Regions from separate parts of the Homo sapiens genome. Here region 2 is linked to region 1. Evidence: chromatin loops called from intact Hi-C (ENCODE). Cell type or tissue: heart left ventricle. All regions are shown on one strand. Each heading gives the region's core, and the rest is flanking DNA. Links, peaks and the distances in the headings are about the cores only.

Evidence for each region. Hi-C counts contacts between places; a loop is a spot of excess contacts. Peaks named below come from ENCODE experiments on the same cell type or tissue, not always from the same donor. Only the 100,000 strongest peaks of a DNase experiment are listed, where the experiment ranks them.
Region 2: a loop joins it to region 1, with 2.3 times the contacts of the local background. A loop is called at or near these places in 11 of 110 quality-filtered maps.

What each region holds. Positions count from the first base shown.
Region 1 is chr1:32,056,438-32,072,166 of GRCh38, forward strand. It overlaps a transcript of KHDRBS1 not described here and a transcript of TMEM39B not described here. Among named protein-coding and RNA genes, the nearest start is that of TMEM39B, 8.6 kb to the right of the region's middle. RefSeq lists enhancers at 4,404-5,016, 6,031-6,325, 10,862-11,656 and a silencer at 6,971-7,265. In heart left ventricle, for the core only: a CTCF peak has its summit at 7,147; no DNase peak of the experiment used is centred there; H3K27ac peaks cover 1,409 bases.
Region 2 is chr1:31,808,921-31,824,649 of GRCh38, forward strand. SPOCD1 (SPOC domain containing 1) reads right to left here and starts at 7,102. Exons shown (of 16, transcript NM_144569.7): 1 at 7,041-7,102; 2 at 5,031-6,452. The coding sequence starts at 6,413. In heart left ventricle, for the core only: a CTCF peak has its summit at 7,203 (motif pointing right); a DNase peak (open chromatin) is centred at 7,171.

The sequences.
Region 1 (15,729 bases), core at 3,808-11,807:
ATCTTAATATTGCATTAAGATGCCTGAATTGGCTGTTCCCCTGTCAACCTCTGGTGCCCACCTCAGGGTATCCAGTCTCTTTCTTCTAGGCACTGTGATGTGTGTGAAAACTTGAGATAGAAGAGTTTGGGTTCAGATACAGAGCTAATTATTCCCAGGGGTCTTCTAACTCCAGCAGCCTTCATGGTTCCTATTCATGGCCTAGCTTTAGGTATAAGATGGTTGCTCCTCAGGTCTCAGGCTCTCTGGGGTTGGAATGTAGCAAACAAATTCTGCATCTGCCTTTGAGAAAGAGAAATATCTTATGCTCTGATGTGATTCTTTCTAAGCTTCTCTCTAGAAATCAGTACAAATGTCTCCTTTCATTATTTTTAAAAATACATTCACTATTATACATTAGAACACCTACTATGTGCTAGACACTGGGGATCCAGTGGCCGGTGAACAATATAAAATGGTCCTTGGCTTCATGGAGCTTATAGTCTATTTGTGGAAACAGATACTAAACAGATAATCTCATAAATAACATAATTTCAATTGTGTTAAGTTCTACAAAGAAAAGAACAGGGTGCAATGAGGGTATACAACCTAATACTGTGGTTTTCCTTGAGGAAATGATGTTTAAGCCAACATATAAAGGAGGACTTAGCTAGGCAGAGGGCTTGGGGAAAGGACATAGAGCAGCACATTATAGGCAGAGGATAGGACTGAAGCAAGTTGAAGCCGAGGTACGAATCTGGACCTTTTTTATTTTTATTTTTGAGACAGGGTCTTGTTCTGTCATCCAAGCTGGAGCACTTATCAATATGATGGCTCATTACACCCTCAAGTGATCCAGGCTCAAGTGATCCTCCACCTCAGCCTCCCAAGTAACTGGGACTATAGGCAGGTGGCTAATTTTTTCTATTTTTTGTAGAGACAAGATCTCAATCTGTTGCCCAGGCTGGTTTCCAACTCCTAGGCAAAATTGGTCCTCCTATGTTAACCTCCCAAAGTGTTGGGATTTATGGGTGTTAGCCACCACACCTAGCTGGACCTTCTTCTTTTCTTTTTTTTTTTTTTTTTTAAAGAGATGAGGTCAGCCGGGCGTGGTGGCTTAACGCCTGTAACCCCAGCACTTTGGGAGGCTGAGGCGGGCGGATCACGAGGTCAGGAGTTCGAGACCATCCTGGCTAACACAGTGAAACCCGTCTCTACTAAAAATACAAAAAATTAGCTGGGCATGGTGGCGGGTGCCTGTAGTCCCAGCTACTCGGGAGGCTGAGGCAGGAGAATGGCGTGAACCCGGGAGGCAGAGCTTGCAGTGAGCTGAGATCGCGCCACTGCACTCCAGCCTGGGCGACAGAGCGAGACTCCATCTCAAAAAAAAAAAAGAGAGAGAGAGATGGGGTCTCAGGGGCCGGGTGCGGTGGCTCACACCTGTAATCCCAGCACTTTGGGAGGCCGAGGCGGGCAGATCACCTGAGGTCAGGAGTTCAAGACCAGCCTGGCCAACATGGTGAAACCCCACCTGTACCAAAAAAACAAAAAATTAGCTGAGTGTGGTGGCGGGCGCCTGTAATCCCAGCTACTTAGGAGGCTGAGGCAGGAAGATTGCTTGAACCCAGGAGGCGGAGGTAGGAGTGAGCCGAGATCGCACCACCGTACTCCAGACTGGGCAATAAGAGTGAAACTGTCTCAAAAAAAAAAAAACAGATGGGGTCTCACTGCATTGATCATAGCTCACTGCAGCTTCTACCTCCTGGGCTCAAGACATCCTCTCACCTCAGCCTCCAGAGTAGCTGGGACTGTAGGCATGGGCCACTGCACCCAGCTTATTTTTTTATTTTTTGTAGAGACAAGGTATTACTATGTTGCCCAGGATGGAGAACTTCTGGCCTCAAGCAATCTGGCCTCAAGCAATCCTCCCATCTCGGCATCCCAAAGTGCTACGATTACAGGTGTGAGCCACTGCACCTGGCTGACCTTAAAAAAGCAAAGTTTATCATAGAGTTTTGGTTTCCAATTCACAGGGTGGTTGAAAGGAATAGAATATGAGGAGAGTCCCTTAACACATGGCAGTCCTAACATCCCACTGAAGACAACTTGAATGGGAGGAGGGGGGGTGTGGAAAATGAAATTATTCAATGTCTGATTTTTAAACTTGCTGATGAGTGGAGAATGGTTATGGGGCCCTGTTAAGAAACTTGCTAGTCTAGGCAAGAAATAAGAAAGGTCTAGCCGAGCATGGTAGCACATGCCTGTAATCCCAGCTGCTCGGGAGGTGGAGGCAGGAGGATCGCTTGAGCCAAGGAAGCAGAGGTTGTAGTGAATTGAGATCGTGCCACTGCACTGCAGCCTGAGTAACAGAGTGAGACTGTCTCAACAACAACAAAAAAGGTCTATAGTAGAGTAATATTGCAAACATAGAGAAGTCAATGAATTCAAGAACTTTTGTCAGGCACAGTGGCTCATGCCTGTAATAATCCTAGCGCTTTGGGAGACCGAGGTGGGCGGATCACCTGAGGTCAGGAGTTTGAGACCAGCCTGGCCATCATGGTGAAACCCCATCTCTACTAAAAATACAAAAATTAGCTGGGCATGGTGGTGCGTGCCTGTAATCCCGGCTACTTGGGAGCCTGAGGGAGGAGAATCACTGGAACCCAGAAGGCAGAGGCTGCAGTACTGGAGCTAAGATTATGCCCCTGCACTCCAGCCTGAGTGACAGAGCGAGACTCTGTCTCAGGAGAAAAAAAAAAAAAAAAAAACAAAACCTTTTAGGCGATAGAATGAACATATTAAGGCTCCAGGTTACTGACTGGAACAACTAAGGGAGATGGTAGCGCCATTTAAAAGATCGGAAGCACTGGCCAGGCATGGTGGCTCACACCTATAATCCCAGCACTCTGGCAAGCCATTAAGAGGATCCCAGGAGTTTGAGACCAGTCTGAGCAACATATGGAGACAAAAATTTAAAAATTAGCCAGGGATGTTGGTGTGTGTCTGTGATCGTATATGGAGGCTGAGGTTGGAGGATCACTTTAGCCCAGGAGATCAAGGCTGAAGTGAGCCATGATGTTGCCACTGTACTCCAGTCTGAGTGACAAAGCAAGACTCTTTCTTTAAAAAAAAAAAAAAGAAGAAGAAGAAGAAGGAGCATTGCTATAGGTTTTAGCATGAGATCAAGCCCCTTCCCTGTGCCGCAGATTTAAGATGCGTCTCCTCTAGTCCACCCTGAGTATTTGGTGCTGGGATGAATCCTTCATAACATCCATCGCCCCTTGAGCCTAACATTGAGTTACCAATAATAGTGATAATAAGATGCCTATTTTCTGATTTCCATTCTTCAAAAGACTTTAAAGATTTTTGTTCATCTTTTTCACATTTCTAGGACAGCAGAAAGCATTTTTCCCTTTGTTTATAGAGGCTTCAAAGCTTGGATAGGCCCCCCAAAGGTTTTGTTGATTCTTCCCTGGATCCACTCAGCTGAGATATGGCCAAGGACAGGAGATATTGAGCGTGAGACTGCATTTTCATTACCAGACAGACAGTAAAAAGAGAATTCATAGGCTGTGGACTTCTGTTTTCTACCCATCTGTGTACCCAAGAAACTTGTGTACTGAATGAAACAAGTAGAGTTGTGCTGTGGGATGGGGCAATTGTGAGGGAAGCATCCTGGTCAGGTGGGAGGCTGGGAAGCCCCCTAATAGGGAGCTTTCTTAATTTTCTACCTTGTGTCTTTGCAGCTATCAGAGGACTCCTGAAACCTGGAGAGCTACCTGCTGTATAAAGGCTGGCCTGAGGGCATTTGCTGAACACAGAGAAACCCAGGAGAGGAGATCAGCAGTTTTCTTTCACTCTACTTGATCTGTCAGATTTACCCACAGAAAGCCAGTCAGGATCCCTTAAGAGTCTTTAGGCCCAGAATGGAGTCCTCAGGGCTGCAGGGGACTGTGGTGCTAACAATTAAACTGTTCAAGACTTTAAAGAGTTGAAGGGGACTAATGGGTATCCCTAGCATGGCCTCCTAGATGGGAATTAACTGGCAACTCCTACTGTGCCATTCCCAGTATGTGTGCTTCCCTTTAGCCTCCCATAGAATTGGCTGAAACACCCTACCACCGTTTTCTGTTTCCCCACTACCACACCTGTGTTATGGGTGTCAGCCTGTGAGTCCTTGAACCCTTCCAGAGGGCTCCCAAGGGAGGGTGATCACTGCCCTTCCATAAAAGGCTGAGGAAAGCCAAGTGAGAAGATTCAATTAATTTGGGCAAGTTATTTAACATCTGAACCTGTTTTTCTCTTCATTGTTTATTACTTACCTTGTCCAAAAAGGTCATAAAGGGTAGGGCTTTTTCTGTTCCACCTCTGTACTATATTTCTCCCCAACAAATATCTGCCCCTGAGGACCTCAATAAAGGTTTGGTCAAGTGATGAATGGTCCCACTCTGGTAGCTTCTATCAGCTTTGGGAGAGAGCCAAAGCCCCCTTGTTTAGCTCTCACTTTCCTTCCAGCTATACTAGGCCAGCTATTTGTTCTGCCATTTTCCCTTGAAGGATTGGAAAGTCAGCCTTTGATAGGCTTCTGGTTTCCTCTGGCCTATTTCTAGGTTGATTTATACTCAGCTTCCTGAGAGGCTAGGGACCTCTGATACTGTACTCTTCCCTAATGCCTTCTGGTTATTTATCCTAACAAAGGAACAAGGGGAAGGACTGAGTTTAGGGAGAGAATAGAGCCTATCTGCATTTTAACTGTGCCTGGGGCATTCTAGTGAGCTTGGATTCATCCTTAGCAGGAACAGAAGTATAATGGAAAGGGATTCCTTAAAGTCAGTTGATTTACACTGGGCAAGCTATTTAATCTCTGAGCCTGTTTCTGTCATCATTGTTGATTACTGTAAATAACAGCTAATAATTTACTGATTTCTTAGTATGTACCAGGAAAATAAGAAAAACTGAGACTCAAGGAGGATAAAAAATTTGCCTATGGTTAGAAAAAGACTTCATGGTCTATACTATCAGACTTCATGGCCTATTCTTTTGACCTGTTTGTACCTCTCACAGCCACAAGTGCTTTGAAATATTAAAGCATTATGTTTGCATGAGGGGTTCGTCTAGGATGACAGATCATCTAGGTTTACCCAAGAGAGAGTTTCTGGGATATGGGACTATCCAGTGCTAAAACTAGAAAAGTCACAGGCCAGCCTCGATGAGTTTGTCACCCTGTTGTTTACATTGGATGCTCTGAGTCCAGGGCTGACAAGGGAGGAGTTTGGGGTGGGGAATTAGGGAATCAGATGGCATCTTCATCATATATAAATGGAGGCACAGAACCTGAGTCACTGACTGAGGAGCTGGTGTTAGGTTCCTAGATCGCTATACCTTCAGTCTGCTAGGATTTCTACTCGGGAGCCACAGAATTTTATAGGAAAGCTTACAGGGCTGAAGCCAAACAGATCTGAATTCAAATCCCAGCTCATCATTTGCATATTTCCAGAGCTTGTTTTAATTTTTTTTTTTTTTTTTTTTTTTTTTTTTGCTTTAAGAAGAGCTGTAGGGCCTGTTTACTCCATCAAAGTAGGATAAGAATTGCTACCTACTGGCCAGGTGCGGTGGCTCACGCCTGTAATCCTAGCACTTTGGGAGGCCGAGGTGGGCAGATCACGAGGTCAGGAGATCGAGACCATCCTGGCTAACATGGTGAAACCGCATCTCTACTAAAAATACAAAAAATTAGCCGGGCGTGGTGGTGGGCGCCCCTAGTCCCAGCTACTCAGGAGGCCGAGGCAGGAGAATGGTGTGAACCCAGGAGGCGGAGCTTGCAGTGAGCCGAGATCGCGCCATTGCACTCCAGCCTGGACCACAGAGCAAGACTCCATCTCAAAAAAAAAAAAAAAGAATTGCTACGTACTGAATGGGATCTGAGAAGCAAATGATGTGTTTGAAATGCCTGGCATGGGGTCTAGACACAATACTGCTCAACCTTTAAGTTTCCTTCCTCCTTTTTTCCCAGGCTTGTGGGTCTTATCCAGTCCTGTCACCTGTCACAGTCTTCGTCCTCCTCCTGTTACCACTTATGGCCCTTGGGATCTTCCTTTGAGAGCCCTGACTTGTTGGGCTTGGCCCACCCACCCAGCTGCCCTGTATGTCAGTCACCTCCCCTGTAAGCTGAGAAGGGATGACATCAGCCTTTCCCTCTTCCCCCCTCCCAAGCCTCTAGGCTGTTTTGAGCCATAAATATTTTAGCTGGGCCTTTCTCTGGCTGTTGCCAAGGTGATGGGCTCTCAGGGGACTGGGGTGGGAGTGTGGAGGTAGGGCTGGCAGCCTGGGGCCTGGCAGCAGAGCTGGCCCTGGAGGAGTGGGTATGAGGCCTGGCCAAGAGCCAATGCTTGCAGCTTGACAAGCAGGCTGTTGCTCTACCTGCTTGCCTTCCCTTTCCTCAGCCCCTCAGAGCCACTCCTATTGCCTACAGGCCCACTTCTGCCCTTGGCTGCTGCTCTTCGACCTCAGGTAAATTGTTCAATGTCCCTAGGCTTTCATTTTAACATTCGTAACAAAAATCCAAGAAAGCAAAGGAGGTTTTGTAAAAATGCTGTAAGATGCCAGGCTAGTGAATCATGATTGGAGAAGCTAGGTCCCACTGCCCTTTCTGATAGACCTAAAGGCTGAGGTCTTGATGCCATGTGGATGTCACCCTAAAGACAGCTCTTAGATATGCCACTCTCTCCCCTTCCTCCTTCCCCACGATGCACCCCCTGCTCTTTAGAAATTTTCTAAAGTTCCCGGGCCAGCTAGATGACCTGGCCTGCCATGGGGTAGCCCAGGAAGGAGTTGGGCCTGGTGGCTTATGAGCAGAGTTGAGAGTCTCTTTTGCTTGAGATACAGAAATTCAGGTCCCTAAACTAGATCTGGCCCTCATCCTTACCCACCTCACCTCTTTCCTGGTGACCTTACATCTGGCTAGCTGCTAAATTCTAGGTTGTGGCAGCATGCCCCACCCCCTCTCCTTGGGATGGGTCTAAGAAGGCCCATAGAGGAGGCACTGGGATCCATTCCCTACCCTACCATTGAGAATCGCTGCAGTTGTATCCAGGATTCCACATCTTATGCCCAGCTTAATTTCTCTGTTGTACTTGGAGTTGAGATTCCTTTGTATCAGGCTCTCTCTGGTGGTTAAGATGTGCATTACAGAAAAATAAGATAAATGAGAGACTGAATTTCAGGCCACCCTGAGAGGTGGGGATAGTTTACACTAAGGAAAAGAATCTGTGTCTCCAACTCCTAATAACATCTGCTCCATTTGTCACAGGATATCTCTCCCATGTGTTTGCTTCTCTCCATTAATCCTCACAACATAGTAATTTTCCTAATTGTACAGATGAAACAGGCTTAGAGAGTTGAAATCAAGTCCAAATTCTTTACTGTGTGTAACATTCAGGATCATCAAGTGATCTGAATTGAACCTATTTTTCCAACCTCATCTTCAGTTATTCTCAAGCCAAACTAGACTCACCCTTCTGGAACATAGCCTACTTTACAGTTCTCTCTATCTTAATTACCTTAAATACATTACCTGCCAAAATCTTATCTCTTTTTAAACTAAAGAAATGTGACATTTTCTGGGTTTTCTATAGTTTACATATATTTGTAATATAAGATGTGGGAAGACAAATGTCTGGATAAGAATGGGGGTAGGGGGATTGCCTGACAGGTGGGAGGTTGTGTGGGGAGACTAATGTATACATGGAGTGAGAATGGCCCAGGAAACTGGAAGAACATGAAGACACCTGGATTCTCTGGTATTGAAAATCAGATGTAAGTATTCTTGCTGGCAAGAGAAGGTGAAAGCAAATCCCTGGTGGGCTGGGACCGGGCTGCAGGTGACATTTTTTTCAAAGCCTTCAATCTTAAATTCACATTAGTTTGTTTTGTTTGTTTGAGATGGAGTTTTGCTCTTGTTGCCCAGGCTGGAGTGCAATGGGACGATCTCGGCTCACCACAGCCTCTGCCTCCCGGGTTCAAGCGATTCTCCTGCCTCAGCCTCCTGAGTAGCTGGGATTACAGGCATGTGCCAACATGCCCGGCTAATTTTGTATTTTTGGTAGAGACGGGGTTTCTCCATGTTGGTCAGGCTGTTCTCAAACTCCCGACCTCAGGTGATCCGCCCGCCTCAGCCTCCCAAAGTGCTGGGATTACAGGTGTGAACCACCGCGCCTGGCTTGTTTTTGTTTTTGACACAGGGTCTCGCTCTGTTTCCCAGGCTGGAGTGCAGTGGCACAATCTCAGCTCACTGTAACCTCCACTTCCCGGGTTCAAGTGATTCTCATGCCTCAGCCTCCTGAGTAGCTGGGATTACAGGTGCACAACACCACACCTGCCTAATTTTTGTGTTTTTAGTAGAGGTGGGATTTTGCCATGTTGGCCAGGCTGGTCTTGAAGTCCTGGCCTCAGGTGATCTGCCCATCTTGGCCTCCCAAAGTGCTGGGATTACAGGCGTGAGCCATCATGCCCAGCCCACATTAGTTTACTTTGTACTTTACAGTATATCCATGTTTTAATAAAAATAGCTAATGCTTCAATAGCACTGAATGTATGTCAGGTTCTAGTCTAAATACTTTACATAGATTCTCAAACCCATAAGGCTTGAGGAAACTGAGACCCAAAAAGGTTAAGTAACTTGCTAATGTCATACAGCCAGTAGGTGATGGGGCTAGGAAGTCTGGCTCCAGAGAACGTGTTCTTAATGACTGCGATTTGATGTTGAAAATTCTGCCTTACAGGCCGGGCGCGGTGGCTCACGCCTGTAATCTCAGCACTTTGGGAGGCCGAGGTGGGCAGATTACAAGGTGAGGAGATCGAGACCATCCTGGCTAACGTGGTGAAACCCCGTCTCTACTAAAAAATACAAAAAATTAGCCAGGCCCGGTGGCAGGCACCTGTAGTCCCAGCTACTCGGGAGGCTGAGGCAGGAGAATGGCGTGAACCCAGGAGGCGGAGCTTGCAATGAGGCGAGATTGCGCCACTGCACTCCAGCCTGGGCGACAGAGCGAGACTCCATCTCAAAAAAAAAAAAAGAAAAAGAAAATTCTGCCTTATATTTCCATTGAATAAAACTGACATTCCAGAAAGCTGCATTGTGTTTTATCCTGTGGATTCATCACTTCTGTGTACCACCAGAGGTCTGCATAGTCTGGTCTGAAAACTGCTGATTTAAGGCCAGGCGCAGTGGCTCATGCCTGTAATCCCAGCACTTTGGAAGGTCGAGGCGGGCGGATCACCTGAGGTTCAGGAATTCGAGACCAGCCTGGCCAACATGGCGAAACCCCAACTCTACTAAAAATATGGAAATTAGGCATGGTGGTGGGCGCCTGTAATTCCAGCTACTCAGGAGACTGAGACAGGAGAATCGCCTGAACCCGGAAGGCAGAGGTTGCAGTGAGCCGAGATCGTGCCATTGCACTCCAGCCTGGGCAACAAGAGCAAAAGTCCATCTCAAAAAAAAAAAAAAATGCTGATTTATAGGACAGATTTGGGCCAGGTGTGGTGGCTCCATTTTGTAAACCCAGTGATTTGGGAAGCCCAGGCAGGAGGATCATTTGGGCCCAGGAGTTGAAGACCAGCCTGGGTAACATAGTGAGACCCTGTCTCTACAAAAAAAAAAAAAAAAAAAAAAAAAATTTTTTTTCTTTTGAGATGGAGTCTTGCACTGTCGCCCAGGCTGGATGGAGTGCAATGGTGCAATCTTAGCTCGCTGAAACCTCCACCTCCCAGCTTCAGGCAATTCTCCTGCCTCAGCCTCCCAAGCAGCTGGGATACAGGTGCACACCGCCATGCCAGGCTAATTTTTTTTTTTTTTTGTACTTTTAGTAGAGACGGGGTTTCACTATGTTGGCCAGGCTGGTGTCGAACTTGTGATCTGCCCACCTCGGCCTCCCAAAGTGCTAGGATTACAGGCCTGAGCCACCGCGCCTGGCCAGTTTTTTTTTTTTTTAATTAGCCAGGCACAGTGGTGTGCACCTGTAGTCCTAACTACTCGGGAGGCTTACGTAGGAGGATAACTTGAGCCCAAGAGTTGGAGGCTGAAGTGAGCTATGATTGCACCACTACATTCTAGCCTGGGTGACAAAGTGAGGCTGTGTCTCTAAAAAACAGGACAGATTGCCAGCTTTTGGCCACAGTCCCAAAATAACATGACCAAAGAAGAGATCTCAGCTTCCAGTACCCAGTGACAGGACTGGCTTAGAGCCAGTGGCATTTCCTCAAAAACTTAAGACTCCTCGAAGGGCCAATAGATAGCAAGTTTATCAGGAAATGAAGGCTCAGGGAGGGGAAGTGAGGGTTTCAAAGTTACGAAACAGCTGAGACTTGTGGCCACAGGTCTGGAAGACAAGGTCCTAGCCAAAATCCTGCCGTCTTACTATTTTCTCCAGAGATTGGTAATGATCGTATGTGGGATATAAAAATATTTTTTACAAAAGAAAAGATAAATATTTTTTCCAGGGAAACTGTAAGAGGCAGATTTGAAAAGGACAAAAACCCTAGGTGTTTCAGGTAGATTCTATGATAGAATTGTAGATTCTAGATTATTTCAGTTGCAGTTGTCAAACAACAGGCACAAACTGGCTTTCTGCAACAGAAAAAAATCCATAAAAGCTTCAGGTATAGTTGGATCCAGGATTCAATTGATGCCATCAAGAAAGTGTCGGGCCAGGCATGGTGGCTTACGCCTGTAATCCCAGCACTTTGGGAGGCTGAGGCAGGCAGATTGTGAGGTCGGGAGTTCGAGACCAGCCTAACCAATATGATGATACCCCATCTCTATTAAAAATACAAAAATTAGCCGGGTGTAGTGGTACACGCCTGTAATCCCAGCTACTCAGGAGGCTGAGGCAGGAGGATTGCTTGGAGCTGGGAGACGGAGGTTGCAGTGAGCTGAGATCGCGCCATTGCACTCCAGCCTAGGCAACAGAGCAACAGCGAGACTCCATCTCAAAAAAAGAAAAAAAAAGTGTTTTGGCTGGGCGTGGTTGCTCACACCTGTAATCCCAGCATTTTGGGAGGCCAAGGCAGGAGGATCACATGAGTTTGAGATCAGTTTGGGCAACACAGACCCTGTCTCTCTAAAAAAAATGTTTTTTAATTAGCCAGGTATGGGCCAGGTGCGGTGGTTCATGCCTGTAATCCCAGCACTTTGGGGGGCCAAGGCTGGCGGATCACCTGAGGTCGGGAGTTCAAAACCAGCCTGACCCATCCTGGCTAACATGGTGAAACCCCGTCTCTACTAAAAAAAAATAGAAAAAATTAGCCGGGCGTGGTAGCGGGCGCCTGTAGTCCCAGCTACTCTGGAGGCTGAGGCAGGAGAATGGCGTGAACCCGGGAGGCGGAGCCTGCAGTGAGCTGAGATCGCGCCACTGCACTCCAGCCTGGGCAACAGAGCGAGACTCCGTCTAAAAAAAAGAAAAAAAAAAAGCAGCCTGATGAACATGGAGCAACCCTGTCTCTACTAAAAATACAAAAATTAGCCGGGCATGGTGGTGCATGCCTGTAATCCCAGCTACTCGGGAGGCTGAGGCAGGAGAATCGCTTGAACCCAGGAGGCGGAGGCTTCAGTGAGCCGAGATCGTGCCATTGCACTCCAGCCTGGGCAACAAGAGTGAAACTCCATCTCAAAAAAAAAAAAAAAAAAAAAAAAATAGCCGGGTGTGGCCACGTGCACCTGTAGTTCCAGAAACTCTGGGGGCTGAGGTAGAAAGATCACTTGAGCCCAAAAGGTAGAGGCTGCAGTGAGCCATGAACACACAATTGCACTCTAGCCTGGGTGACAAAGCAAGACCCTGTCTTGAAAAGAAAAAGAAAGAGGCCAGGCACAGTGACTCACGCCTGTAATCCCAGCACTTTGGGAGGCCGAGGCGGGCAGATCACGAGGTCAGGAGATCAAGACCATCCTGGCTAACACGGTGAAACCCCGCCTCTACTAAAAAACACAAAAAATTAGCCGGGCATAGTGGTGGGTGCCTGTAGTCCCAGCTACTCGGGAGGCTGAGGCAGAAGAATGGCGTGAACCCAGGAGGCAGAGCTGGCAGTAAGCAAGATCGCACCACTGTACTCCAGCCTGGGTGACGGAGCGAGACTCCGTCTCAAAAAAAGAAAAAAAGAAAGAAATGTCTACTGATCTCTTGACCTTTTTTTTTTTTCCTTTTGAGACAAGGTCTCTGTTGTCGAGGCCAGAGTGCAGCCTCAAAGTCCTGGGCTCAAGGAATCTTCCAGCCTCAGCCTCCTGAATAGCTGAAACTACAGGCATGCACCACCATGCCCAGCTAATTTTTTAAATTTTTTGTAGAGATGGATCTTGAATTCCTGGGCTCAAGTGATCCTCCTGCCTCCACCTCCCAAAGCACTGGGATTATGGGCATGACCCACTGCAGCCAGGCATTTCTTGACTCTTCTGTGTTTCCTTCATTGTCAGCTAAATAATTCTCAAAAGATGGCAAGATGGCCACCAAGACCTCCAAGTTTATAACTTACTTGCTCAGCCAGCCCAGAGGGGAATAAAAATTTCCTTCCCAATAGTTCTAACAAAGATCCTAGGATTGCACCTCATTTGGGCTGACAGGTCACTAATCCCCTCCTACTCCCCAACCACCCCAACCAGTCACTAGCCTTAGGAGGCAGGGATATTGGAATGCTTTGATTTGCCAAGCCTGTGTCTTCTGCCCACAAAGGAACTGCAAAGTAAGGCAACTCCACCAAACCACACAGACTGAGAGAGTCAGAGGAAGAGTAGTTCCCCAAGGGAAAAATCAGTGTTCTTATGAGGAGGAAGAATAGATGCTGAGCAGGCAAATTTAGTAGTCCACCACTACAAGGTGGGCTGGAGCCACAGGTAATAGGTGGGTCACATTCATGGCAGTCCATACAAGTGGACTTACCTCCCCCGCTTTTTTTGAGACAAGGTCTCACTCTGTCGCCCAGGATGAATGCAGTGGTGTGATCATTTCACTGTCATCTCAAACTCCTGGGCTCAAGTGATTTCTCTCCCTTCAGCCTCCCGAGTAGCTAGGACTACAGGCATGCACCCATCATGCCCGGCTAATTTTTAAATTTTTTGTAGAGACAGGGTTCCCCTGTGTTGCCCATGCTGGTCTCAAATTCCTGGACGCAAGTGATCCTCCCACCTCAGTCTTCCAAAGTGTTGAGAAAGTGTTGAGATTACAGGCATGAGCCACTGCACCCAGCCTCTAACAGAATTTCTTTTTTTTTCTTTTTTTCTCTATAAGAATTTCTGTGGCTGGAAAAAAGCACTCCCAGTCCTGCTTTCTTCTTTGCTTGTTGAGCCAGGGATAGTCATTTTCCATCCCTGGGCCACTTTTCCCCTTGAAGGGAAGGACTGACTTGGTGTAAAATCTGTCATAATTGGCCAGGCGAGGTGGCTCAAGCCTGTAATCCCAGCACTTTGGGAGGCCGAGGCGGGTGGATTACGAGGTCAGAAGATCGAGACCATCCTGGCTAACACGGTGAAACCCCATCTGTACTAAAAGTACAAAAAAATTAGCCGGACGTGGTGGCGGGCACCTGTAGTCCCAGCTACTCAGGAGGCTGAGGCAGGAGAATGGCGTGAATCCGGGAGATGGAGCTTGCAGTGAGCCGAGATCGCACCACTGCACTCCAGGCTGGGCGACAGAGTGAGACTCAGTCTCAAAAAAAAAAAAAAAAACTGTCATAATTTAAAAATATACATCTGTTGAATTGGACTCCATATTTTCATTAGTGCAGGCTACATACCTTGGAGTCATCCTTATCTCTTCTCTTCCTCACACACTCCTATCCATTTTGTCAACAAGTCCTGTTTTGTTTTTGTTTTAATTTTTTTTTAGATGGGGTCTTTCTACATTTCCCAGGCTGGAGTGCAGTGGCACTATCACGTCTCACTGCAGCCTCAATTTCCCAGGGCTCAAGTGATCCTCGTACCTCAGCCTCCCAAGTAGCTGGGACTACAGGCACATGCCACCACACCTTGCTCATTTTAAATTTTTTTTTTTGTAGAGACAGGGTCTCACTTTGTTGCCCAGGCTGGTCTCAAACTCCTGGGCTCAAGCAATCTTTCCACCTCAGCCTCCCAAAGTGCTGGGATTACAGGCATCAGCCACCATAGTCAGCCCAACAGATCCTGTAGACTTTACCTTCAAATCCAGAATTCAACCATGTCTCACCATCTCACCCAACCTGGTGCAAACGATCAACATCTCTTGCTAAGATCATTGCCACAGCCTCCTGCCTGGTCTCCCTGCTTCCACCTTGGTGCCCCTGCAGTCTATTCTCACCATACAGCTGGAATAGTTCTTTTAAATAGAAGTTCAAACCCTATAATAGCTCTGCATCTCATTCAAAGTAAAAGCCACACAGCCCTACATGATCTATCCCTTCTCATGTCCTACTCTTATATCTATACCTGTGTCACACTTGCCTCCTTATTTCTCAAACACACCCTCTTGGCTGGGCGTGGTGTCTCACGCCTGTAATCCCAGCACTTTGGGAGACCGAGACTGGCAGGTCACTTGAGGTCAGGAGTTCAAGATCAGCTTGGCCAACAAGGTAAAACCCCGTCTCTACTAAAAAGTACAAAAATTAGCCGGTGGTGGTGGCACGTGCCTGTAATCCCAGCACTTTGGGAGGCCAAGGCAGGCGGATCATGAGGTCAGGAGATTGAGACCATTCTGGCTAACATGGTGAAACCCCATCTCTACTAAAAATACAAAAAATTAGCAAAGTGTGGTGGCACACACCTGTAGTCCCAGCTACTTGGGAGGCTGACGCAGGAGAATCACTTGAAACCGGGAGGTGGAGGTTGCAGTGACCCGAGATCACACCACTGCACTCCAGCCTGGGGACAGAGTGAGACTCCGTCTCAAAAAAACAAACAAACAAAAAAACAAAAATTAGACCAGGCGTGGTGGTGCACACCTGTAATCCCAGCATTTTGGGAGGTCGAGGTGGGTGGATGATTTGAGGTCAGGAGTTTGAGACCAGCCTGGCCAACATGGTGAAACCCCGCCTCTCCTAAAAATGGAAAAATTAGCCGGGCATGCTGGCGGGTGCCTGTAATCCCAGCTACTTGGGAGGCTGAGACAGGAGAATCGCTTGAACCCGGGAAGCGGAGGTTGCAGTGAGCCGAGATCGTACCACTGCACTCCAGCCTGGGCAACAGAAAGGGAGACTCCAGTCTCAAAAAAACAAAACAAAACAAAAACAAAAATTAGCCGGGCATGGTGGTGCACGCCTGTAATTTCAGCTTGTTGGGAGGCTGAGGCAGGAGAATCGCTTGCACCCAGCAGGTGGAGGTTGCAGTGAGCCGAGATCGAGCCACTGCTCTCCAGCCTGGGCAACAGAGACTCCATCCCCTCAAAAAACAAAATAATAAAATAAATACACCCTCCTGCCTGAGGGACCTTGCACTAACTATTCCCTCTGCCTGAAATGCCCCCTTTCTCCAGAAATCTGCACCACTGACTCACTCATTTCCTTCATGTGTTTACTCAAGTCAACTCTGAAGCCTGCTCTGCCTGCCCTATTTAAAACTGCAACCCCATCCCCCTTTCCTGTTTTTCCTTCACACCATTCCCATCTAACATACTACAGAATTTACCAATTTTGTTCATGTCTATCTCCTCCCACTTGACTGTAAGCTCTATGACTATTAATGAAATATCTACTAATTCATTCAATTAATTGAATACTGCTATTAAGTGCCAA
Region 2 (15,729 bases), core at 2,708-10,707, 250 kb before region 1:
CCTGGTGGCTCATGCCTGCAATCCCAGCATTTTGGGAGGCCGAGGATCACCTGAGGTCAGGAGTTCAAGACCAGCCTGACCAATATGGTGAAACTCCGTCTCTACTAAAAATACACAAATTACCCGGGCATGGTGGCGGGTACCTGTAATCCCAGTTACTTGGGAGGCTGAGGCAGGAGAATCGCTTGAACCTGGGAGGGGGAGGTTGCAGTGAGCTGAGATCATGCCACTGTACTCCAGCCAAAAAACTTTTTAAAGAAAAGACTTAATAAGAATAACCAAAATGCATGAAAAGATGCTCCTTAGTAAGAGGGCAGTGGAAATTAAAACAACATTGAGACACCACAGCATATCTCCATTTCAGCAAAAAACCTAAGTCTGCTACCATCAAGGGCTGGTGAAGATGTGAAGTCACCAGAATATTCATACACTGCTGATGGGGGTGTATACTATTTCAACCACTTTAGAAAACATCTGGCACCATTTAAGTTGAAGATGTGTCCACTCTATAACCTGGCAATTCCACCCCAGAAAATATTCCCTGGAGATACCCCATATGTACCAAAAACCATACAAAACTATCACAGCAGCACTATATGTAGTAGCCAAAAAAAAAAACACCAAAAAACCCAAATGTCCACATGGAGTCAACAAATAAATAAATTGGGGCATATTCATGCAATGGGGATACTTGGTGCCAACACTTAGGAACTGTGTGATCTTGGGAAAGTTACTTAATCTCTCTGTGCCTCAGTTTTCTCATCAGTAGCATGAAGATAATACCAGTATCTACCTCATGGTGTTGGGGCAACGATCATTATCACTATTCGAGACTCTTAGAACAGTGCCTGGAACAGAAGAAGCTCTCTCTGTAAATGCCTGTGTTGATAAAGTTCCTTGGTCCCTGCCCTGGAGAAAGGCCATCCTGACACTCGACCACCCTGCAGGCTCTCCATTTCCATTCAAGCTGGCCTCTCCCACCTGGCTCCCGTTCCACCTGTAACCCCCACCCTCTACTCCTGCAACACTCCAAGCTGCCTCTTGCAATGCAGCTCTGCAGAGCACTGCCCTCTTCCTAGCAAGCCTCTCCTACTTTCTCACCTGCTGAACACCTACTTCCCTTGCCTAGACCCAGTTTAGACAGCCCCCTCCTCTGCCCTCCCCTCCCCTCTGGACATCCACAGTCCACTGGGCTTCAGTCTGTATTTCAATTCTCTGGTTAGTGGTTTTCTCCTCCCACTAGACTGTAAGATCCCTGGACGAGCCCCCTCCTTGTTCAACAAATTATAATAAAGCCCCGTGAACAGTCAAGTTATGCAGGACTGGAGTCAAACCCTGGCTCGGCCACTTACTCGCGATGTGGCCTGAGTGAGTCACTTAACTTCTCGGAAGCCCAGTTTTCTTACTTAGTAAAATGGGGATATTAGTGTTGAATTTTTTTTTTTTTTTTTGAGACAGGGTCTCACTCTGTTGCCCAGGCTGGAAGGCAGGGGCACCAGCACAGCTTACTATAGCCTTGACCTCCTGGAATCAGGTGATCCTCTCACCTCAGCCTCCTGGGTAGCTGGAACTACAGGCACAAGCCACCATGCCCAGCTAATCTTTGTATTTTTTCTACAGACAGGGTTTTGCCACATTGCCCAGGCTGGTCTCCTGAGCTCAAGCAATCCACCCGCCTTGGCCTCCCAAAGTGCTGGGATTACAGGTGTGAGCCACCACGCCTGGCCGACATTGACCTTTAATGGTTAATGTAAGGATTAAATGAGATGACATACTTGAAGCTCTCAGTCTATAGTAGGCACACTAATGAAACGAGCTCCTCTTAGGCTGCTCTTCTGTTAGGAAGACACTCTCCTCCTTCACTCACCTCTTGACACTTTGCAGCTACAGACAGCATACCTTGAACCAGGGATTCTGGGTCAGGCCAGAGGAGCTGTGTGCCTCCCTGGTTATGACTGGTGGAATGTGAGCAGCCCAGGGTCACTGGCAGAGTTGCCCCACACACACACACCCACTGCTATCCCACCCATAGAGCAGCTCCAAACCTCACTGGCCACTGTGGGGCCCAGGACGGACAAGAGAATGGCATCCAGTCCCCCTCCCATCTCTCCTCCAAGAGTCTCTGGTTCATGCCAGAAGAATACAACACGGCCAGCCTCTGATATCAGACTCCTGGCAGTTCTGGGGCCCACTTCATTCTCCCCACTTCATAGAGGAGGCAACTCAGATTCAGAGAAGAGACATTTCTAAATGTCTAAAGTCTTTCTGCAGCCAGGCGCAGTGGCTCATGCCTGTAATCCCAGCACTTTGGAAGGCCGACGCAGCGGATCACCTGAGGTCAGGAGTTTGAGACCAGCTTGGCCAACATAGTGAAATCCTGCCTCTACTAAAAACACAAAAATTAGCCGGGCATGGTGGCCCACACCTGTAGTCCCAGCTACTCAGGAGAATCCCTTGAAACCAGGAGGCAAAGGTTGTGGTGAGTCAAGATTGTGCTACTGCACTCCAGCCTGGGTGACAGGGCGAGACTCCCATCTTAAAAAAAAAGTAAATTAAAAAAAAAAAAGTCTTCTTGCCACTGAGCTTAAGAAAGGAAGAAAAAAAAGTTAAACTCATCTAAATGTCTGAAGACATGTCTAAAGTCACCCTGTACTAAGAGGCAGAGCTTGACCTTGAACCTGTCTGCCCCTGCCACAAGCCAGGCTGTCTCCAGGGGAAGGTGCTAAGGCCCTAAACGGGGCTCCAGACCAGCCGGGCACTGTGCCCCCCATTGCCCAGGCCCCACTCAGCCCTGTCTGCAACCACCCGCCTGTCCCTGTCACAGCCCAGACTCAATTCTTCTCCCGCAGCTGGTACTGGTTGTCATGGCAACGAGTTGTTTGGAAAGCTGTGGGATGATGGGCTGTGCCGCAGTCAAGGATGGAGCCTGGAGGAGCCAGCAGTCATGGGCTGCTTCCAGTCAAGCCAGGCAGGAAGCTGGCTCCACCACCGCACTCAAACCAGCCCCCTTAAAGGCTGCAGACCCAGGAATCCCAATTCTGGGCATCTGGTCCAAATAAATCATGTGAAGAAGGGAGGAGCCAGACGCACAAGGATGGTCACCCCTGCACTACTTACAGCAGGACGAAATTGCTTATGTCACTAACAGGTAACCTATTTGAGTATTTTTCTTGCACCAAGCACTGTGTTAAATGCCAAACATGTGTCATCTCATTTCATCCTCACCACCTCCCTAGGAGGTAAGCACTCTTCATACCCACATTTTGCAGATGAGAGAATTACACTTGAAAAGGTGAAGCCACTCACCTCGGTTGTTCAGATAGTGGCAAAGTCAAGATTGAATGTTAGCCTATTGGCCTCCAGGGCTCATGCTCCTCACTACACTACAGTGGTTGGAAATGAGAAGAGGAAGTCCCAGCCCTCATCCCGACAGCGCCTGTGCCTGCGACAAATACATCCATAGACAGCTATGATGCAGGGCTCAGGAAAAGATCAAATTCGGCAGAACAAGGTGAACCCACTGGGAAAGACCTTCAAATACTACGGAACTTACAAAACCAAGCAAAGTCCTGGAACAATAAGGCATAATAGGAGCCTATTTATAGGTAAAAAGGCTTGATGCATAGTGGAAAACAGCTCACTGGTTCTATTTTACTAATTGGCTGTTTGGCCTTGAGTACTCATGTCACCTCTCAGAGCCTCAGTGTTCAGATCAGTGAAATGGGTATATGTCAATAGAGTCTACCTCATAGGCTTGTTACAAAGATTGCAGATAAAGTGCTTAGCCCAATATCCAGCACATGTTAAGCAAGCCAGATGCTGTTACGACTGTGCCGATAACACAGAAAATACACAGAGAAGGCAGTGCAGTGAGCTCTCAAGACAGACCGCCTAGGCTTGTAGCCTTGCTCCCATTCACCAGCTGGGTCTGTAACCTCACCTCCGTGGACGTCGTGTGAAGATTAAATCAAAAACATCTAGCACATCATGCATATTCAATAAATGTGATGAAAATCCAACTATGTGAGAAATATACACCAAAAACAAGTAGAGTCTTCTTCTGCCTTTGGTGTATAAATGTTAGCTATGATTATTAATAAAATGATGATGATTATAAGTAAAAGAACAAAGGAAAGGGAAGTGGTGATATAGGGAACATGGCTGGTCACTGACTCCCCAGCTATGTGAGCCTGGAGAATATTATTAACCCTCCGAGCCTCAGTTTCCCCATCTGGTTATATGGGGCTAACGCCTATCTTACAGGGTAACTGTGAACACTAAAGGAAAAGCAAATTTAACACGAATTAAGCAATTTACCTTGTGCCTTGTGCTGTGCTAGGCACCTTTTTTTTGTTTGTTTGTTTGTTTTAGACAGTCTTGCTCTGTCACCAGGCTGGAGTACAGTGGTGCGATCTCAGCTCACTGCAACCTCTGCTTCCCAGGTTCAAGTGATTCTCCTGCCTCAGCCTCCAGAGTAGCTGGAACAGGCATGTGCCACCATGCCCAGCTAATTTTTGTATTTTTAGTAGAGACAGGGTTTCACCATGTTGGCCAGGATGGTCTTGATCTCTTGACCTCGTGATCCGCCTGCCTCTGCCTCCCAAAGTGCTGGGATTACAGGCGTGAGCCACTGCACCAGGCCTAGGCACATTATTTTATACCATAATCTCATTTAATCCTTGAAACAACCCCATGAAGCTGCAATTAGTATCCTTTTTTTACAATGAGGAAACCTAGAGAGGTTAAGAAAACATCCCACAGTCATTCAGCTAGGAAGTGGGCAGAGGCAAAATTCGAACCCAGGACTCACTGACTCCAAAAGATAATGACCCCTCACAAGGATTCAGCGAATGTAGTTTATTTTCTCTTTCCCAGTTTGTGGGCCTCATTTTACCCAGTTTAGTTAATAGGGATGTGAGAATGTTCATGAAGCGCCCATCTAGCTTAGCTTTATTAAATTCCACTGCCAAGTATGGTATTGAGAAACATGGCCAGGCCCTTCCTATCCCAAACTCTCAGACTCAGCTCACCAGTCTGGGGCAGCCTCCTGGGCTGGGTTCCTCTGGCCTGTCCTGGTGGGAGTTGTCTGAGCTTCTGTCTGTGCCCCGGTCTTGGGCACAGGGCACTGGACCTTTCTTCAGGTTCTTAGTGCCCTTGGATCTTCTCTGCTCCATGAATGGGCCTGAGCAGGCCCTGCTGGCTTCAGTATCCAGGGAGGAGCTGAGGCCGCCCAAGGGCTCCCGGGAGCTGGCACAGGTGTCAGCGGGGGCAGCGAGTCCTTGCTCCAGCCTTCCCCTGGAAGCTGGCTGAGCCTTGGCCTCCAGCTCCTCCTGGTCCTGTGCTGGAGCCTGGCCTTCATCGCTGCCAGTCCGCACGACACACACAGCTTCTTGCTGCTCTGCAGAGGCCTGTGCTGACGCCCCCAGGCACAGTGCTGCGCTCTGTGGAGGAGCCTGTGCAGCTGAACTGAGGGACTCCCCTCCACTGGGCACTGGGAACCCGACAGGGCCACAGGGGCTGCCTGGCTGGGGCCCATCCCCTGTAGCGGGCAAATATCCAAATTTCTCAGTCCCTGAGGCACATCCTGCCCCACTTCCACCTGGCTCTCCAGGCCCAGACCCAGTGTCTTTTGGAGAGGGAGGTCTGCAAGGGCCTCCCAAGGACTCCAGGTCAGCAACTTGGGGAGGGTCTCCCACAGACAGGAGGTTGTCCCCACGAGGGCTCTGATCAAGCCACAGGAAGTCACCAGCCCCTTCCTCACACTCTGAATGAGCCCCTTGCCTCCTCCATTTCTTTCTTACCCTCACAGGGACTGGGTCTGGTGAGGATGTCAGGGGCCTTCCAGGGGGCTCCTCTTTGCTGAGTGTGGGGCTTCTTCTGTCACACCCTGGAGAACTCATTCCACCGTCTCTGGCCTCCCTGGGCCTGAGGCAGCTCACCTCCTCCACTCCTGCAAGCCTCTCCCTGCAGGCCAGAGCTCTCTCTGGGAGGCCAGCAGACCTGCTACAAAGTTTCCTGGGGCAACTGTCATCTAAGATGTCACACAGAGAAACCTGGAGCCTCTTGGAGGTCAGAGCTCTCCCCTGAGTAGGCACCGAGGGCAGCTGCATGTGGAGCCCAGGAGCCAGCATCGAGCCCCGGCTCTGTACCACAGCTAGCAGCTCCAAGACCCCTGGCCGGACCTCAGCAGCACCTGCAGCCCGGGAGCTGCCACCTCGAAGGGCCTCCTTCCTGGGGATCTTCCTTCTGCTGCCAGCCCTGACTCCGGGCCCAGAGCTTGCTCCCGGCCCATCTGGTGACAGGCCTGGCATGGAGCTGGCTCCTTCCATGTTCTGTAAAAGCTCACAGTTGTGTTGGGGACTGAGCACAGGGTCTCCTGTGCTGGGGCCTTCTACGTCCCCCGCCTGGGACATGTCTGTCCACCTACCTGGGCCAAAAGCACAACACGGGCCCTGTGTGGAGACAGAAAGAGGAGACTTTGTCTTGGAGAGTCCGACCTGTCAGCCCGTTCAGTGGGAACTGGGAGGAGCCCCTCTTCCAGCCAGCTCTCCCAGACCCTTCCACTCCTGAGGCCTAGGGGTGAGCACTCCAGGGAGGGGAGCACCCAGCAGGAGCTGGTGTCCTGGGTGAGGGTGGAGAGGCCTGCCTCCAAACAGGGCCGAGCTACAGTGGCCTCCAGGGTCTTCTTGTCTCTGAGAGTTCACACATTCGCTTAAATGGGACCTAATAAGATACCATTTATTTATGACTTATGTGCTTATTTCATTTCATACTGGCAGCCACAGGTGAGGACACTGAGATTCTGAGATGTTAAGACACTCACCCAAGGAAGCACAGGAAGTGGAAGGGCCAGGAGTCTCTCTCCCAGTTCTCACACTGCGCAAGGAGCAGATACTGAACGGGGTTCGTGCCCATAACCCTTCTCGTCTCTCTCCCATCGGTCCCGTTCTGAAAGGCGCCCCACCCAGGTTCCCAAGCCTTACTGGGACAGTCCCCCAGCATCCAAGAAATCCGGGCCCCATCGGTCGCGTCGCTCTCACCTGGGCTTCCCTGAGTTTTCCCTCCTGGGGTTCCACCCACTAGCTGAAAAGGAGCTGAGATCACGTGATGCGGGGGAGGGAGGCCCTTGCTGAGGGATAGGGGCGGAGTCCCTGATGATGAGCAAAAGGCTGCTCCCCAGGCGTGCTGGCGTTCCTGCCCCGGCAGAGGGCGCCCTCTTCCTCCTGAGGGCTTCCTGGAGGAGGTGCCAATCCTGGCTCCCAAGCAGAGGTAGGTGGGTGCATGGGGCAGCGAGGGGCCTTGGCTGCCTGCCTGAGAGTTTAACTTGATCCTACCGCAATAGTCCCTGAGCCAGTAGGACAATGTCAGAATTACCTAGATTTTTTGCCTAATTTTATTTTATTTTATTTTTAAACTTTTATTTTAGGGTCAGAGGTCCATATGCAGGTTTTTAATATAGGTAAACTTGTGTCACGGGGGTTGTTGTACAGATTATTTCGTCACCCAGTTATCAAGCCTAGTACCCAATATTTATTTTTTCTTATCTTCTACTGCCTCCTACCCTCCACCCTCAAGCAGGCCCCAGTGTCTGTTGTTAACCTCTTTCTGTCCATGTGTTCTCACCATTTAGCTCCCACTTATAAGTGAGAACATGCAATATTTGGTTTTTCCGTTCCTGCATTAGTTTGCTAAGGATAATGGCCTCCAGCTCCATCCACGTTCCTGCAAAGGACGTGATCTCATTCTTTTTTATGGCTGCATAGTATTCCATTGTGTATATGTACCACATTTTCTTTAGCCAATCTGCCATTGATGGGCATTTAGGTTGATTCCATGTCTTTGCTATTGTGAATAGTGCTTGCCTAATTTAAAAAGAAAATCTCAAATATAATTAATGTAGATGGAAATGCAGAATCAATTCCAATAGAAGGTTAGAAATAAAAAGTTTAAAGCTATCTCTCATTTCCCAATACCCCAACTCCTGGAAACAACTGTGTTTTGTTTTTTGTTTTTTACCATGTTTGTCATCATGTTAATTTTTTAAATTTCATAACTGTAAATAATATACTCATGCCTCTATTACTTGATTTATTAATTTTAACTGTGTCTGTTGTATCTGTTGACTTCCTGCTGTGGTGATTTTATTAACCACCCTTTCCCCCTTTCTCTTCCGCTTTTCATATATATATATATATATATATTTTTTTTTTTTTTTTGAAACAGCGTCTCGCTCTGTCGCCCACGCTGGAGTGCAGTGGCACAGTCTCAGCTCACTACAACCTCTGCCTCCCAGGGTCAAGTGATTCTCCTACCTCACCCTCCCGAGTAGCTGGGACTACAGGCACGTGCCACCATGCCCTGCTAATTTTTGTATTTTTCGTGGAGACAGGGTTTCACCATGCTGGCCAAGCTGGTCTCAAACTCCTGACCTCGTGTTCCACCCACCTCAGCCTCCCAAATTGCTGGGATTACAGGCGTTAGCCACCGTGCCTGGCCCTCTTTTTTATATTTATATTTTAAATTTTACTATTGGTTTCTATTATCACTTTGAATACTATTCTTAAATGTCTGTTTCTTCTGTATATTGTATCTCTTGACTCTTCTCTGTGTGAAATGGATAATTTCCCTTGATGTCCCCTCCCTGCTTCTGCCGTTATCCATGAACTAAGCTTTTATTTTTGTATCGCTGAGGTTTATAGCATTTACATTCTATTCGGTAAAGATAATTCAGTTTACCGTTGTTTACCTGTAGATTGATTCTTAACACTGAAAGCCAAATGACATTTATAATGTTATGATTATGTAAATACTTTTACTGCAGAAACAGTGGTGTTTGGCTTTTTTTTTTTTTTTTTTTTTTTTTGAGATAGGGTCTGGCTCTGTCGCTCAGGCTGAGTTGTGGTAGTGTAATCATAGCTCACTGCAGCTTTGACCTCCCAGGCTCAAGTGATATTCCCCTCTCAGCCTCCTGAGTCGCTGGTACTACAGGCATGCACCGCCATGCCCAGCTAATTTTTTTTTTATTTTTGGTGGAGACGAGGTCTCACTATGTGGCCCAGACTGGTCTCGAACTCCTGAGCTCAAGCGATCCTCCCATCTTGGCCTGGGATTTCAGGCGTGAGCCACTGCACCCGGCCAGAACCAGAGATTTGATAAGTCTGATTGCGAGGGAGATGGAATTCCCTGGCACTAAACCTGTGCCAGGTGAGACTGTGAGAACCTTCCAGGCCAATGGAATACTAAATCACAGTTAGACTCAATAAATTAGATCTATATATCAACATGAATGTATCTCAATGATATAATGTGGAATTTTAAAAACAGCATAATATGAATAACAAGGGAAACCGAGTCTGGAGTACACAGGAACTCCCTGTACTAATCTTCAGATTTTTCTGTAGATCTAAAACTATTCTAAAAAACAAGGTTTATTACAAAAAACAAACCAAGCTATTGGGTAATCCATATTGAAAACTGTCATGATCTGGCAGTCAGAGTCATAGATGAGGTAAGAGTAGAGACTGGATGTCACCAATGACCAAAATTACTGCTCTAAGGAAATAGTTTTTGTAAATGAGAAGCCCTCCCTCTAAGGAATGTCTTGGTCATGATGGCAGAAAGTTGACCAGGTTCCCTAAGACCAGTGAACCAAGCCATTCTGGTCCATTTGGATAATGGAAGTCTCCCACATTGGGCAGAGAAAACGGGAGTGGAGATGTTGTCAGTTCCACATGGTATAGAGATAAAGAATGGCTAACACTTACGTAGTGCTGTTTTGAGCCAGGGACTGGTCTAAATGCTTTACCTATATTAATCCTGTATTTGCCTGTATTAATTTACCTATATTAATCCTTACATCAAGTCTGTGAGGTAAGAACTGTTATTATCCTTATTTGACAGATGAGGAAATAGGCCAAGACAGATTAAGTAATTTGCTCAAGATTAGCAAGGACTGGTTTTAGAAGCCAGCCAGTCTCTGGCCAGTTTCTCTGTCTCCTGGTATTCTATTTATTTATTTTATTTTTATTTTTTTGTTTTTTTGAGACAGTCTCACTCTATCACCCAGACTGGAGTGCAGTGGCATGATCTCGACTCACTGCAACCTCCACCTCCCGGGTTCAAGCGATTCTTCTGCCTCAGCCTCCGGAGTAGCTGGGATTACAGGCGCACGCCACCACACCCAGCTAATTTTTGTGTTTTAAGTAGAGATGAGGTTTCACTATGTTGGCCAGCCTGGTCTCAAAATCCTGACCTCAAGTGATCTGCCCGTATCGGCCTCTCAAGGTGCTGAGATTACAGGTGTGAGCCACTGGGCCCAGCCTTTCTCCTGGTATTCTAAAATGTCTCTGTCATAAAAAAAAAATAAAGTAAGGTTTTGCCCAGGTTTTGGCCTAATGCTATTTGCCTCATCATTAGCTGTTTGCTCCATTGACTCATGACAGCACCTCTGCGATATACCTGGTTCCCATTAAAGAATGCAATTTATTTCTTGGCTTTCCTTTTTTTTTTTTTTTTTTTTTGAGATGGAGTTTCTCTCTCATTGCCCAGGCTGGAGTGCAGTAGCAGGATCTTGGTTCACTGCAACCTTCGCCTCCTGGGTTCAAACGATTCCCCTGCCTCAACCTCCCAAGTAGCTGGGATTACAGGTATCCACCACCATGCCCGGCTGATTTTTTGTATTATTAGTAGAGATGAGGTTTCACCATGTTGGCCAGGCTGGTCTCAAACTCCTGACCTCAGGTGATCCACCTGCCTCGGCCTCCCAAAGTGCGTGAACCACCACACCTGGCCTATTTATTGGCTTTCTTTTCTCTTCCATTGATCGATTTGTCTATTCTTGATCAATATTGTTTTAGTTCTATGGTTTTGTGATAAATATTGCTATCTAGGGAGCAAGCTCCACCCCCTCAACTTGGTTTCTATTTTTTATAATCGTCTTAGCTAACTGTATACCGTAGAATCATTTTGTCAAGATCCTTGAAAAATTGTGCTGGGATTTAAATTAGAATTTCATCGAATTTACAGATTAGGGATAAAATTGAATAATACTGAGTCTTCTCATCCATAAATGTACCTTATTTCCATTCTGCCAGGCCTTCAATTCATTTTTGTGATTTTTCTTCATCAAAATATTGCACATTTTAATTAAATTATTCTATTCTTTAATATTTTTATTGCGTTTTCTTTTTTCTTTCTTTTTTTTCTTTCTTTTTTTTTTGTTGAGATAAGGTCTCGCTTTGTGTACAGGCCGAAGTGCAGTGATATGATCACCTGGGCTCAGATGATTCTCCCACCTCAGCCTCCTGAGTAGCTGGGACTACAGGTGCCTACCACCATGTCTGACTAAATTTTTGGTTTTTTGTAGAAACGGCATCTTGCTATGTTGCTCAGGCTGGTCTCAAACTCCTGGACTCAAGCAATCCTCCCACCTCGGCTTCCCAAAGTGCTGGGATTGCAGACATGAGCCACCATGCTGGAGGCGGTGACTCACGCCTGTAATCCCAACACTTCGAGAGGCCTGGGCGGCAGATCACCTGAGCCCAGGAATTCGAGCCAGTCTGGACAACATGGTGAAGCCCTGTCTCTACAAAAAATACAAAATTATCCAGGAGTGGTGGCATGTCCCATACTCCCTGTAGTCCCAGTTATTGGGAGGCTAAGGTGGGAGGATGGTTTGAGCCCAGGAGATGGAGGCTGCAGTGAGCCAAGATTGTGCCACTGCACTCCAGCCTAAGTGACAGAGTGAGACCCTGTTGCAAAGATATTAATAGTATTCTCATGATTCAAAAATCTCTATTGTATTGATTACAGTCCCCTTTTAATTCCTAATACTATTTATTTGTGCTTGCTCTCTCTCAGTCATCCTAGGGTTTTTTGGTAAATCAGATTTTTGCTTTTTTATCTCTGTTTTTTATGATGTTGTTATTATATTTTCTATTTCACCATCTTCTGGTTTTACCTTTCTTATTTACTTTCTTCTATTTCCTTTGGTTTACTCTTGTTCTTTCATTTTTTTTTTAAGAAACAGGGTCTTGCTCTGTTGCCCAGGCCGAAGTGCAGTGGTGTGATCATAGCTCACTGCAGCCTTAAATGCCTACTAATTGGCCTCAAGCTAATTTTTAAAATTAGTTTAAATTATTTTGGAGAGATAGAGTCTCACTATGTTGCCCAGGCTGGTCTCAAACTTGTGGCCTAAAGTGACCCACTCCCAACACTTTGGGAGGCCAAGGTGGGAGGATCACTTGCACCCAGGAGTTTGAGACAAGCCAGACAACACAGTGAGACCTTGTCTCTATAAAAAATACAAAAATTAGCCAGACATGGTGGTGCATGCGTGTATTCCCAGCCTAGAGACAGGGTGTCTAGGGAAACAAAGTATTAGTGCCTAACATTTCTATTTTTTGTGAAGATGAAGTCTCTCTATGTTGCCCAGGCTGGTCTTGAATTCCAGGGCTCAAGCAATCCTCCTGCCTCAGCCTCCCAAAGCACTGGGATTACAAGCATAAGCCATCACACCCGGTGGCTACCTGTTATTATTAAAAATAAATGTAGTTTCAGGCCAGACATGGTGGCTCATGCTTGTAATCCCAGCACTTTGGGAAGCCAAGATAGGAGGATCACTTGAGGCCAGGAGTTCAAGACCAGCCTGGTCAACATAGTGAGACCCCCATCTCTAACTGAAAATAAATAAATCATACATAAATAAATGTTTCAGCCAGGCATGATGATGAACGTGTATAATCCCAGCTACTCTGGTGGCTGAGGCTGGAGGATCCCTTGAGCTCAGGAGTTTGAGACCAGCCTAGGCAACATAGCGAGACCGTCTCTCTATTGAAAAGAAAATGAAAATATACTTTTACTGCATTGTGATCAGTTAAAATTGTCTACATAATGTTGCTTTTTTTTTTAAGTTTTTAAGATTTCCTTTGTGATCTGATATACTGTCATTGTTAATATTCATTGTATGCTTGAAAAATGATTGAAATTCTCAGTTTAATAGTTTAAGCTTTTCCTTTTTTTTTCTTTTTCTTTTCTTTTTTTCTTTTTTTTGAGATAGAGTCTTGCTCTGTCACCCAGGCTGGAGTACAGTGGTGCAATCTCGGCTCACTGCAACCTCCACCTCCCAGTTCAAGCAATTCTCCTGCCTCAGCCTCCCGAGTAGCTGGCATTACAGGCACCCGCCACCGTGCCCGGCTAATTGTTGTATTTTTAGTAGAGACGGGGGTTTCACTGTGTTGGCCAGGCTGGTCTCGAACTCCTGACCTCATGATCCACTCACCTCGGCCTCCCAAAGTGCTAGGATTACAGGTGTGAGCCACGGCACCTGGCCAACAGTTTAAGCTTTTCTTACCTCAAGCTTTTTACTCATGTTTTTCAAATCCATAGTAATCTATAGTAACTTGAATCTACAGAAATCAGTGTTCAATGCAGAAAACAAAAACTACTCTAGATATTTTAAGCACAATGAGGTTTAATACAGGGCACTGGGTGTTTCAAAAGTCACTGGGAGGCCAGGCACAGTGGCTCACGCCTGTAATCCCAGCACTTTGGGAGGCCGAGGCGGGTGGACTGCTTGAGCTTAGAGGAGTTCAAAACCAGCCCAGGCAACATGGCAAAACCCCATCTCTACAAAAAGTACAAAAATTAGCCGGATGTGGTGGCGCATCCCTGTAGTCCCAGCTACTTAGAAGGCTGAGGTAGGAGGATGGCTTGAGCCCAGGAGGCAGAGGTTGTAGAGAGCCGAGATCGCACCACTGAACTCCAGCCTGGGTGACAGAGCCAGACCCTATCTAAAAAATGAAAAAAAAAAAAAAAAAGTCACTGGCAGGCTATAGGAGTGGACCCGAGGCTGGGCCTAGAACACACATTAGAACTGTATTTATAAATACACTGCTAGGGTAACAATACAAAGGTCTAATACAGGCACTGCCACTGCTGCTTCTACTGCCCACATACACAACACTAGGGGCCAGACATTGATGCGGGCAAACTCGATAGCTCCACAGTTGTGCTTGGAAGCAGTAACAGCCCACGGAAAAGGACAATGGTCTTGGCCTCTCATCTGCTTTTCAGATCTTGCACAATAGCAGTAAGTGTTGGAAAATAATTCACATCTGAAACACTCATTGTAAGGGAATCTGTGAAAGAGTTTTGGCTTTCTATCCTCTACAGGAAGGCATACTAGGATGTGGAGGATTGCTTGAGCCCAGGAGTTCAAGGCTTCTGTGAGCTATGATAGCACCACTGCACTCCAACCTGGGTAACAGAGTGAGGCCCTGTCTCTAAAAAAAACTTTTAAATAAAATTTTAAAAAATCGGCTGGGCACAGTGGCTCACGCCTGGAATCCCAGCACTTTGGTAGGCCAAGACAGGCAGATCACTTGAGGTCAGGAGTTCGAGACCATCCTGGCTAATGTGGCGAAAACCTGTCTCTACTAAAAATACAAAAATTAGCTGGGCATGGTGGCAGGCACCTGTAATCCCAGCTACTCGGGAGGCTGAGGCAGGAGAATCGCTTAAACCCGGGAGGCAGAGGTTACAGTGAACCAAGGTTGTGCCACTGCACTCCAGCCTGGGCAACAGAGCGAGACTCCATCTCAAAAAAAAAAATGTTTTAAATCTCACACAATTATTACGAACGTGTCAATTTTTTCCCTTTACCTCTGTAAGTTCCTGCTTTATATATATTTAAAAACACTTTTTTAGGAGCATGCAAATTCATAAATTTTTACATCTTTTTTGGAGATTATAACTTTCATCAGTGCCAAATGTGCCTTTTCTTCCTATTAATGTTCTTCTGCTTTAATTCAGTTTTTCTGATATTAATATTGGTAACTGCTTCCTTGTGGTAGTATTTAGCTAATATAGTTTTGTGGGGTTTTTTGTTTTTTTTTTGTTTTTCAGAGACAGGGTCATGCTGTGTCACCTAGCTTAAGTGCAGTGGCATGATTACAGCTCACTGCAGCCTCTAACTCTTGGGCTCAAGTGACCTCCTGGGCTCAAGTGATCCTCCTGCCTCAGTCTCTCAAAGTGCTGGGAATTCAGGTATGAGCCACTGCACCCTGCTCATTATTCATTTTTTACAGAGGAGGAAAGGTGGGCTTCAAATCCATGACTTGCTAGGGATTGCTCCGCTGGAGATAAGCGGAACTATGTCCAACCTCAAGTCCAGCTCCATCCAAAGTCCCTCCGCCAGACTGTATTCCCACAAGGGCGAGAACCAGACTGGGTCTGCCTTGTTGGCCAGCTCATTCACAGGGCCTAAGGTGGTGCCTGTCGTTTAATATGAAAACACACCCAGAGGCAGTCAGAGAGGGAGGAAGAACACAATGGCACGACTTCGAGGAAGCCAAGGAAAGACTGTTTGGGGGTTTGTGGATTTTTTTTCCCTGATAAATTATTTATTTTGGAATAATTTTAGACTTACAAAAAAGTTACAAAAATATAAGAAGTTCCATCTACCCCTCACCTATTTTCTGTCATTGTTAACATCTTCTATTACTGTGGTCTCTGCGTAAACTAAGAAACCAACATTGGTACATTACTATTAACTAAACTCCAACTTTATGTGGATTCCACCAGTTTTCCCCTTCAGGTCCTCTGTCTGTTCCAGGCTCCCGTGCGGGCTACCACGTTGCATTAGCTACCATGCCCTTAGTCTCCTCTGATCTGTGACAGTTTCTCAGTCATTCCTTGTTTTTCATGACCTTGACAGTTTTGAGGAGTAAT